Linked DNA regions of Mus musculus: region 2 is linked to region 1. The links are chromatin contacts, found by Hi-C or POLR2A ChIA-PET in ENCODE. All regions are on one chromosome and are shown on one strand. The core of a region is the stretch at or near the end of the contact, and the rest is flanking DNA. Distances in the headings are between cores, read along the strand shown. Region 1 holds the start of Arpc2 (actin related protein 2/3 complex, subunit 2). Region 2 holds the start of Aamp (angio-associated migratory protein).

Region 1 (5,582 bases), core at 2,867-5,366:
TGCCTGCATGCTGACATGGTCCCTGCCAGATGGCAATGGCCTAAACCTCTGAAACTGTAAGCAAGCCCCATTAAATGCTTTCCTTTATGATAGCGGCATGGCCATGGTGCCTCTTCACAGCAACAGAATGATTACTCAGACAGGGAGTGATGCTTCAGTGGGTAGAAGTGATTGTCATGTAAGCCCCTAATGAGCTGGCTTTGACTCCAGGAACAGACCGTGGAAGAAGAAAACGGACTTCCAAAAATGGTGGAGACCTTTTGACCTCCCCATGCGCGCACACACACACACACACACACACACACACACATGGATTATATTAAAACAAAACTTTAAGGATTTTTTTTTTAGATTTATGTGTATGAGTGTTTTGCCTTCGTGTATGTGTACTACATATGTGTGGTACCTGTTAAGGCCTAGGTAAAATATTAAGGCCTATATGGAATGTTAAGGCCTAGGTAGCTGTTACCTGACTAGCCTGACATTTTGTGCTGTTACTACTGTTATAAGTAAACTCTCTCATATGCTGTTTCTGCTGTTACTAGGGAACTTTCTCATGCCCAAATTGATTCCATATTCTGTTATGTTCTGTACCCTTGGAAACCAAGCACGATAGAAGTCAGTAGAACTGGTTTGTATAGTTACCCACACTAAGCTTGGACCACAGCCTGAGACAGACATCTGCACCAATATAAGAAACTATTTGGAATAAGACTTCCATTTTGAGTAGGGGTAGAGTAAACTTGACGCTTCCAAGACCTCCCTGGGAACTGACATCCTACTTAGCTAGAAAAAAACATGTAAGTGGGTAACTGACATCCTGTGAATATTATACAAGTCCCTTCCTGGAAACAAGTTAGAACCTGAGTATTAGATAAAGCAAGTCCCCTGCCACAGTTGAATACCTCAACCAATAAGAGCAGGAGAAGTTTATAACAAAGACTTGTTTCTAAGGAAATCCCTTATCCCTAAATCCTGATTGGTGGAATAACTTGACAAAGATGTTTGTGGATTTTAGGCTTAAAAATCCTGTAGGAGGGCTAGTGAGATGGCTCAGTGGTTAAGTGCACTGACTGCTCTTCCGGAGGTCATATGTTCAAATCCCAGCAACCACATGGTGGCTCACAACCATCTGTTATGGGATCCAATACACTCTTCTAGTGTATGTCTGAAGACAGCTGCAGTGTACTCATATAAATAAAAATCAAAATGATAATGACAAATCTTTTCACACTCCAATATCCAGTACAAATACATACTAAGGATCAGAATAGTCTAAACTTGCTGCATAGTCAAAGTGAACCTAAAACTTCTGTTGTCATCCTTCTACCTCCTGAGTGCTGAGATTATAGTTACTGCTACCAGGCTCAGTGCTGGGGATGAATCCAGGATGTTGTGAATGTTAAGAAAGTATGCTACCAACAGAGTTATAGCCCTTCCTTTATATACACATTTAAAACTGTATGCATATTGTTTTAGTTAAAAAACATTAATGTTCAAATGTTTGAATGTTGTGGTAGAAAATGTCTGTAATATCGTAAAGTTTATCCGCTGCCCACAGGAAATCGGATTTCGGGGCTAGAGAAGGCTCTGAAGACTGAGGCTCAGTTAAGGGCATGTGTTGCCCTTGCAGAAGACCAGAGCACCCATATGGTGGCTCACAGTCATCTGTAACTTCAGTTCCAGTGTTTCCAATAGGCGCACATGTGGATGTGGTGTGCATACATGCACACAGGCCTGTGAATCACACTTATTCACACAATGGCACATGATCACACTTTTCATATCCTTCCTGTTACTTTGAAAGACATATCTGAAAACATGTCAAATACACACACACACACACACACACACACATACATATATTCAAATTGTATAATTAAAATATTTGTTTGTTTGTTGTTACTGATTTGGGGGCAGGTTTCTCACACAGCAGCCCAAGCTGTCCTGAGCTTACTTCTTAGCCCAGGGTAGACTCAAACTCACCATGATCCTCCTGGTCAGCTTCTGAAGACTGAGGCATAGGCACCATGTCCTGCTTTAAAGACTTTTATTCCTTCTAAACAATTGTGCTGTGGAATGGGATGTTTGGGGTAAGGTGATACAGGCAATGTTTGTAGGTGTTCTGACCAAATCGGGTCCATATTTGCTCATTTCGCAGTATATCAGTCATTGAATGGCCTTATTTGCTAAAATCTGTTCCTTGGGCAACCCAGTGTGGAGTCCAGAAGAGGGATCTCAGGGATATTTATGGAATAAGGAAGGAAGTAGTCTAAGGATTGGGCTAAGGTGACTCAAGCAAGAAAAAGCAAGTAAGAACCGGTAGGCTGTGCTTTCCAAAGCAAACTTTACTTCTCTTCAGATTGTGCATGCTCAGAAAAGGGCAGCACAAATACCTTCTAAGGGTGGAGTCTTGTCCCTCTGTAGGTGACAGGTCAGCTGTCAGAAACCTGCCTAAACCTGAGGGGCCTATGGCCTCAGTGTGAGAAAGACGATGCTGTTGTCAACTTCTTGAAAAAAAAATAATAACTCAGGCAAAGATTAGACACGTCGTAGGTGTCATCTTTAGCAAAGCTAGTGGGACTCTATTGCTTAGCATACACATTTGTGCTTTGGGGTTTGAGAGATGGCTCAGCAGGTAAAGTACTTGCTAGGCAAGGCTGATGACCTGACTTTCATCCCAGGATTCCACAGTGGAAGAAGATAACCAATGTCCAAAAGCTGTCCTCCAGCCTCCACTCAACAACCACGATGCACATGTACTCTCCCTATAATAATAAATCTTAGAATTCCATATTTGTTCATTTGCTTTGAGACAAGAGACAAGGTCTCACCATGCAGTTCTGGCTTGCTTGGAACTTGCTGTGTAGAACAGACTGGCCTGGAACACACAGAAATCTGCCTGTCTCCACCTCCCGAGTGCTAGGATTAAAAGTATGCCTCACCACAAGCAGCAAAAAAGATTTTTTTAGAGACAACTGAAATGAAGTAAGAAAGGCATATTGGTGTGAACTGAGAATCCCAGAACTTGGAGACACCAATACATGTTCAAGGCTAGCCAGAGCTACAGAGCAAGTCCCTCTTTCAAAAATCTGGACAAACAGGGCCAGGGCGTGGCTCAGCAAGTTGTGCCTGTTGTTAAGCCCGATGACCTGAGTTCAATTCTCAGGATCCATGTGTTGGAGAGAGAAGGGAACTGACTACCAAAAGGTGTCCTCTGATCAATATCAAACAAAATTTTTTTTTTTATTGCATGGAGAAGAGGCTTAATTAAAATTGTTCCTGGAAGAGAAAAAAGTGGAAACATGGTACCCAAGCTGAAAGGACAGGTGGCGGTGGCGGCACTTAAGCAAAGAAATAAAGGTATGACAGGAATCCCTAAGGCCCATCTGGATTCCTTTCCTTTATTGCCCAATAACAACGTGGAATTTATTGCGTTTTTGTTGTTGTTGGTTTTTTGTTTTTGTTTTTTTTTTTTTTTTGGTTTTGGTTTTTCGAGACAGGGTTTCTCTGTATAGCCCTGGCTGTCCTGGAACTCACTTTGTAGACCAGGCTTGCCTCTGCCTCCTGAGTGCTGGGATTAAAGGCGTGCGCCACCACGCCGGGCTTTTATTGCGTTTCTTTTAGCAGACCATAAGCTTTAGAAGGTCAAGTCCTCATCTATTGCATTAATCACTGTATCCCTGGGAAGGAGAGATGGCCACTAAACAGTCGCTGGCGAAGAATAGGCACAACGGTGCTGCAGGGTAGCCCTAAGCACGGAATGAGCAAAAAGCACCCACAAGTTGGAAGCAAGGGATCCCCCCCACCCCAAACAAGCTTCTTAAGGGGGCTTCTGAAATAATATCGGAAGGGTGGAATCAGGCTTCTGGAATATTCGCGAAAGGGGCAGGTGGATTGTACGGACAACGGGGAATGACAGGTGAGCGTAGGACTCTCCTGGTCAGGAGGAGCGGGGCGGCGTGTGGCGCATGCGCACGCATGCCCTCTGCCTGCCTCCTCACCGGGACGCGCTTGCGGGCGAGTGCACGCGCGAGGTCGAAGCGGAAATGGCGCCGCGGGGCCGCGCGTGCGGGCGGCGAGCGGAAGTGGGTGTGAGAGCGGAAGTGGCCGGCTGGAGCCGGGGGCTGGGCGGGGACCGGGATCGTCAAGTAAGGCGGCGGCGGAGGCGGCGGCGGCTCGGCAGGCGGGTTGAAGCTTCGGGGGCCAGGTCGGTCGGGTGGTGGCTGCCTGCTACAGGCAGCGCGTGCCGGGCCAGCGCGTGTGTCCGCCTCTCCCCACCCCGCTCCCCGTCCCCTTCTCCCCTCACCTACCGCACCCAGCCCCCCTCGTCAGGGGCAGCGGGGCCGCTCCCTCCGTCCTACCCTCGATTGCCCACCCTCACCGCCCTTGTTTCTCCTTCCCCTGCCCGGGGCAGCCGCCGCCATGATCCTGCTGGAGGTGAACAACCGCATCATCGAGGAGACGCTCGCGCTCAAGTTCGAGAACGCGGCCGCCGGGTAAGCGCACGCCGGGAGGAGGCCGAGTTGACCCCAGCTAAATCCCGGGTGGCGTCCAGCTCCCCAGCCCTAGAGGGGGACAAATCGGGAACCTGGCGCGGCTTCAGGGTTTCCCTGGCAGGATGGACGTGGGAAGCCACGGGGCGCGGTGAGCCGAGGGCCTGAGATGCGTGGGGAGAGGCTGAGATAGGGATGCGGAAGCAGCGAGAGGACAGGGGCAAGGCGTGCCAGAGAACAGGAGACCTGTAGGACGTGAGGGCAGCCGAGGCCAGAAGTCACGCCCGAGAGCCTACGGTCCTCAGGGGGGAAGAGAGGGGTGCACTTCCCTCTGTCTTTTCCGTCATTGTACCGAACCCAGAGAGACCCTTTTGGGGAAGCTGGATTGAATGGAGTTTTCAGGAATTCCCAGGGCGAGGTGGGAAGAACGTGTAGGCCCAGATCGCCACCAGCATTCTGCTTCCCCACCCCCATCTCTCGAGACCCCAGGAAAAGCAGGAGGCAAGACTGAAAGCAGACCCAGGCTGCTAGGGGGGTAAAAAAAATCTCTAACCTACTGTGAAACTAGCCATTTTGTTATATATCCTTTAGGCAAAGCCAACGGTTCTCCATCCACACTCTCTTTAGCTCTCGAGACAAGCTTGCTCTATTTACTTATTGGTTGTGTGTCTTAAATTCTTATCAAAGACCCCGGTCTTTGATTTCTTCTGTAGTAATGCCGACTGGGTTAATAGCTGCTTCTGCTCCCAGAATCTATAAAGTTCTTAAGATAACCATTTATAACATCAGCATCTTAATATATGGGACGTATTTCCAGCCCTCTCTGTCATACACAAAAAAGCAAACTCCTCCCTTAAAGCCGCGTTGCCTCTCTAATATATTTAAAACCTGAGCAGAGGAATTGGGTTTTAGGTTCTAATTTATGGTGGCCTGTGGCCATTCCTTTGCCTCATTTCCTCATTGGTAAAGGTGGGGCTTCACATTTTGGTTTCACAGTTAGGAAATAAGTGCAGGCTGTTTTCTGTGAACTAGGAACTAGAAATAGGAAAGTGCTTGCCGATCCACAGAGGGAAGAGGACTGGGAGA
Region 2 (5,593 bases), core at 2,016-4,515, 48 kb after region 1:
GGAAAAGACAGGGGAGGTGCAGAAGGTCCAGACAAAGAAGCCCAGGCTACTTACCTTGCCAGTGGTGGCACTGACCAGCTTGGCCTGGCAGTCTACAGAGCCAGTCAGGATCAGACTGCCATCCTGGTTGGTGGCTACACAGGTCAGAGGGCCCTGATGACCCTCAGTCCCTAGAACAAGCAGGTGGACAGAGGTTTTGAGTCCTGTACCTGGCTCAGGCTCCTCCCTCAAAGCCAAGGAAAACACCCCGCCCCCTCTGATACCTTTTAGTACATGGATGGGGTTTCCTTGCTTGAGGTCCCAGATCCTGATGGTACCATCTTCATACCCTACCACAGCTCTCTTCCCTAAGGACCAAGGCACGGATAACCAGAGGACAGAGGACACTCAGACACGCCAAGGAAAGAATGAGCAGAAAGGATAGTGTAGGGGGTCCCCAAATTCCCCCTGGAGTCACAGGTAAGACCAAGTATAGGGCAGGAGACTGCAATGACTGAAGTAACCCCAAGTCACTGGATCCACCTGTACCCCCAGGAAGAGATAACTGCTCTCACCATCAGGGAGGACGCGGCCACAGGTTGCAGGGCAGTTGGGGCCCTGAAAGGTCTTACAGTCACCATTCGGGACCTTCCACATCCAAGTGTTGCCATCGGCTGTGCCCGCCAACAGGACAGGAGCCCGAGGGTGCCACTCCATCCACTGATCAGAGAGGGAGGATCAGCAGGCAGGGCCTACTACCCAGCCTACCTAAGTCCATGAGCCTCATCTAAGGTGTGACCTTCTAAGGTCAGCGAGAACTTTACAGGCGAAGAGATACATTGCTAGAGCTGGGCTGCTATGGCTCTAGGCAAACTTCTCCAGGCTAGATCTGGATCCGTCTGCCGCTATCCCTCTCACTTAAGGTCCCAAAGAGTGGAAGCTCACTCCAAGGATCTCACCTCCAGGTCTCCTGCTTCAAAGGACCAGACTTCTTCCTTGGTGTCTACCTGCCATACTTTCAAAAGACCACTCATGTCCCCTGTGGCCACTAGGGTGGAATCGTGACTGAAACCAGCGCATGTCACAGAGTCTTTGTGGCCTGCAGCAAAGAGAAGTAGGCAGGTTTTAAACTCAAGTTTGCCTAAGAGATGTACCAAGTTTGAGGCCAGCCTTGCCAACATCCAAGGCCAACCCAACTATATAACCTTTAAAAAGGTGGCAAAAAAGAACATTAAAAAATACCTAAATGTTGGGGACAAGTGACCCATGCATCTAGTCACTGTTTAAAGGCAACTGAGCAGAAAAGAAAGTAGGAGGACCTCAGCAAAGAAGGGGGCCAAACTTGCTGCAGCTCCAGGGACTAGCACTCCCGTTTCCCAAGAACAGATACTACTGGCCCCACTGTTAAGCAACCAGAGCCTATCTTCTCTGTGCCTCTGTCTACTCCTACCCCAGCACCATGCTCATCTCAGCCAGCCTCTCTTGGCCTATTAGCATGTCCTGTCCAAATGCCTGCCAAACAGTTCTTCCATTGTGGGTCCCTGAATCCGGCACAAGACAGAGGCTGGTAAACGGCAGCTGGGTATTCTCAGGGGCCCCCTGCCAGGACATCCAAAGGAACACAACCTCCCCAGCCTCTCACCTGCACACTCAAAGAGCAGCTCTCCATCACCGAGCCTCCACACGAAGGCCTTGTCGTCTTCGCCCCCTGTCACTGCCAAGGTGTTGGTTTTGGGGTCCAGGCTCACACAGAACACAGACGCTGTCCCAAGACATAGTCCATGAGAATGGGGATGGAACCGGGTTCTCACCTAGAGCTCTGTCTTTCAGAACCTTCAGGAAGCACACTCCCTTTTTCCCCAAAGCCATAGCTGCTCTTTCCTGGGACAGCTGCATCCAGTTCTTGTCTGGAGCCTCAGGTTGTTAGAGAAACCCTTCCAGAGCCCACAGAGCTGTGACCTCCTCTGGAGCATAGCCCCCTGCTGTGCTGTTCCCCTTACCACGTTCTCTGAGGTGCACAGCTGACAGGACAGGCCATACCAGGCTAGGTATGAATTAAGTTATGAGAGTTTCATGAGGCTGGCATCCGAGATTATTATTAATGCCCCTTCTGGAATGTAAACTACCTTTAATTTCCACTTAGGTTACTTCCATTCACTTTCATACAAGATTTTATATATATATATATATATATATATATTTTAAAGAATACCAAGATCCAGAAAGCTAACAAAGCTGACAGACTGCTAAACAGCAGAGGTAGGATTTGAACCCAGGGGTCACACTTAACCCCAGTGCCCTATGGCCCTTCCTTTGAATATCCTGCAGGCCAAAGTAGGTGGCTTTCACTTTGGTCTCTTATAATAGCTGCCTAGGACCAACAGGCCATACTCAAAAGCCCATCTGCACTGATCTGAGATGTTCAAAGGCCTACCTGAGTGCAATGCAAAGGTGACCTCACTATCATCCGGGCCCTCCATGCTACCGACCACCCCTTCCTGGGGTTCCAAGACCCAGCCCTCGTCATTGCCCTCTTCTTCTTCTTCCTCTTCCTCAAAGTCCACGTCTTCCATCTCCTGGGCCAGATCATCTGCTTTGAGAGAAGCGTTAAAAGATGGAGCTCCAAAGATAATACAAGGAATGGGGTAAGGGTTAAAGAATGAAAAAGGTGAAGCTAGGGTGGGTCGTGTGGCCAAAGGTTAAGATGTTGTCTCACACGTACCGAGCAGGAAGAGAGCACTTGGGGGGCGGGGAGGGGGAGAGAGGCTAGGTCTGAAGATCTGGTGTTGGCCAGCGACCGTGTGGGAAGAGAGGACAGAGGGCATGATGGGAAGGGGGTGTGTGAGGGGAAGGGCTAGGGGAGGCGTCAGGGAACCCCCACCCAGCCAGGCCTAGAAACTAAAGGTGGGGGGTAGGGGAGGAGGTCTGGGAGAGAAATGTCGGTAGGAACGACCGGTAGGGAAGGGGGGAGGGGGGACTGGGGAGAAGCAGGGGTCAGAGGCCAGGGGTGAGCGCCTCTTGTCCCGTGGCCTCAGGAGCGTCAGTTCTCACCCGGGTCCGGCGGGCCTGGATCCAGCTCTACCACCTCAATGATCTCTTCATCTCCGTGAAAGCTCAGAGTCTCCAGAGGCGGGGTGTCAGCGGCCGCTCCGCTCTCCGATTCGGACTCCATGCGGCGAAAGCTACCGATCCACTTCTCTGGGCCCAAACGCCTCCCAGAGTCAGCTCTGCGCGACGACGCGGAACTCGAGCCCCTCCTCCCGGGAGGAAGTAGGCGTAGGTGACTCCCGGCCGAAAGAGCGACGGCATCCGGGCCAATGGCGACAGTGGTGGACTAACAGAGCCGCCAATCATAAGGCAGAACTAGGATGACCAGGCCGGGGCGTGGCGGGAGAGCCCAAGCTCCACCTTACATGACTCCGCCCCCAGCTGAAGGGAAACAAGCGAGCGTGCGCGCCTCCAGGGTCTCCTGGGAGGAGTAGTTCTCCGGGGCCCGCTACGCGGACTTCTGGGAAATGTAGTTTTTGCTCTGTAGGCAGGACGGAAGGCGCGGGGGAGGCCCCTTACGCAAACTACAATTCCCGACGGGGAGCGCAGTGAAGGGGGGTGGGACCCGAACATGGCGGCGGTGGTAGCTGCTACGGCGCTGAAGGGCCGGGGGGCGAGAAATGCCCGCGTCCTCCGGGGTAAGGAGAGGGACCCTCGGGAGGGCAGGGTTTTAAAAGATTCCGTTTCCTTTATATCCCACCCAGCGCGACAGCAGGAAGTCAGCATGCCAATTGCTGCCCACACCTCTCTGCAAGATCTTAGAGAGTCTGGGGGTGAAAAGATGCTCTAGAGGTCACCCAGTCCAACTCCTGCGTTTAGGTTGCGCGGCGTGTCTAGGGTCTTATTGCTAGAGAGGGTACCAAAGAAACCTTTAGACTCCCGCGCCCCAGGGGTTTCACACTCACCGCAGTGCAGAGGAAAGAGCCCTGGGCATCTGGAGGCTTGAGTTCTAGCACTGAGTAATTAGCGGTTTGACCTTGTGCGAAGCAGCTCGTCTTCGGGCTTCAGCTTCCTCTTCGACGGGATGGAGTTAGTTATCCTTAAGGATAGCTTAAGGTCCTGCAGTTTTAAAACAGTTCCCCGGATTTCCTTCATACGTATGTCTCCGGTGAGTTCCTCTGCAGTCCTTCCCAGCCTGACTTCTGAATAGAACAGCAGCGAAGCTCACTGCCTTGGCACCAGGGTGAGGAGCCCGCAGTGACGTTTAAGTAGCCTTCCAAAGGTGTCACCCGATGGCGATTTTCCCATTTCTCTTTAGATTCTTCACTGCACTTGTTACTCCAGACTGCAGTCACTCCCCTTCCTCATCTCCCATACTGACATGCCATACTTTCATTCACAGGGATCCTCTCTGGAGCCACAGCTAACAAGGCTTCCCAGAACAGGACCAGAGCACTGCAGAGCCACAGCTCACCAGAATGCAAGGAGGAGCCCGAGCCCCTCTCCCCTGAGCTAGAATACATTCCCAGAAAGAGGGGCAAGAACCCCATGAAAGCCGTGGGGCTAGCCTGGTGAGTTTAACTGCTCCCTTTGCCTACCAGTGGGGAGTGCATTGAAAGGTGTGGGGACCTAGAAACTTCTCTGAAATGCGGGTGGAGAGCTGAATCCAAGGGAAGGAAATTGCTGGAGTCAAGGGATGGACTCTCAGAAGGGGGGGGGGGGCTAGGGTGGAAAAATATGTAAAATTGGGGGATAGTGGCTTTTCTGTGGAGCAAATTGAGCTGATCTGATTTGAATTTGAGTCACTGGATTCATCCTTCCCTTTGGGAGCAGGGGTCACATTCCAATCCCAGTAATTAAGTGTCAGATTGCGTTGTGTAGAAGCTAGACGTGTTTCTGTGAATTCTGTGGATCTGATTCTGGCCTTAATACATATTACTGATTATCACTCACTAAAGTAAAAGGAAGGGAAATTAACATTTTTTTCCATCCAATGTCTGAGGTATGACAATACTTTGCCATATAACGTTTGAAGCTTTCTGAGGTAAACCTTGCATTTCCATCCCTCCAAGGAGGGAACAGAGGCTCCCAGCTGTGATTGTCACCAGCTCTTGTGGCTTCCTGTTCTTTGGCCCTTACCAATGCCCTCTTTCAGTTGTAGCTGCTAAGACTGAGAGTTGGTCGATGTACCTTAGTGGTTGTGCACAAGCTTAACACCATAAAGAAAAATAAAGAGGTCTGGCACGGGACATGAGACAGTGTATGCAGGGAGGTCCTTTGCTAACTCAGAGCAAGCCTGGGCTACTTAGGCTATCACACAGAAGCATTCAACACAAGTGAAGAGACTCATGAATATCAGCCGTCAGAGGAGAAATGAAGAGGTAGGTAGGACCACACTGGGCTTTGAGTACTATGCCTAGGAGTTTGGAGTTGGCTAGGATGTAATAGAGCACTATTACGGTTGTCTAAAGCAGGCAGCAGCAGGAGGCTCTGGTTTGTGGGGTCCCTCCAGCACTCAGCACAAAGGACAGGTAGACGTAAGATGTCTCACCACAGCATTTGTACAAGTGACAAAGCTGGCCTGATTCTTCTAGCTCCTCTGGCTCAGTGCCAGTCCCTGCCCAAA

Evidence for each region. Hi-C counts contacts between places; a loop is a spot of excess contacts on that map. ChIA-PET counts read pairs that join two places held with the same protein, here RNA polymerase II (POLR2A).
Region 2: a map of heart shows a loop between it and region 1 (7-fold over the local background). The contact joins the promoter of Aamp here to the promoter of Arpc2 in region 1. A Hi-C loop is called at or near these places in 15 of 37 maps with a recorded cell type or tissue (adrenal gland, gastrocnemius, heart and 3 more). POLR2A ChIA-PET finds 5 or more read pairs at or near these places in 4 of 5 experiments (Patski and embryonic stem cell).

What each region holds. Positions count from the first base shown.
Region 1 is chr1:74,232,401-74,237,982 of GRCm38, forward strand. Arpc2 (actin related protein 2/3 complex, subunit 2) reads left to right here and starts at 4,117. Exons shown (of 10, transcript NM_029711.2): 1 at 4,117-4,499. The coding sequence starts at 4,426.
Region 2 is chr1:74,281,473-74,287,065 of GRCm38, forward strand. Aamp (angio-associated migratory protein) reads right to left here and starts at 3,266. Exons shown (of 11, transcript NM_146110.3): 1 at 3,031-3,266; 2 at 2,414-2,569; 3 at 1,622-1,741; 4 at 939-1,078; 5 at 555-699; 6 at 264-347; 7 at 55-170. The coding sequence starts at 3,151. It overlaps Pnkd (paroxysmal nonkinesiogenic dyskinesia), which reads left to right and starts at 3,562. Exons shown (of 10, transcript NM_001039509.1): 1 at 3,562-3,665; 2 at 4,370-4,538. The coding sequence starts at 3,599. Gm28364 (predicted gene 28364) reads left to right here. Exons shown (of 2, transcript NR_168296.1): 2 at 339-1,242.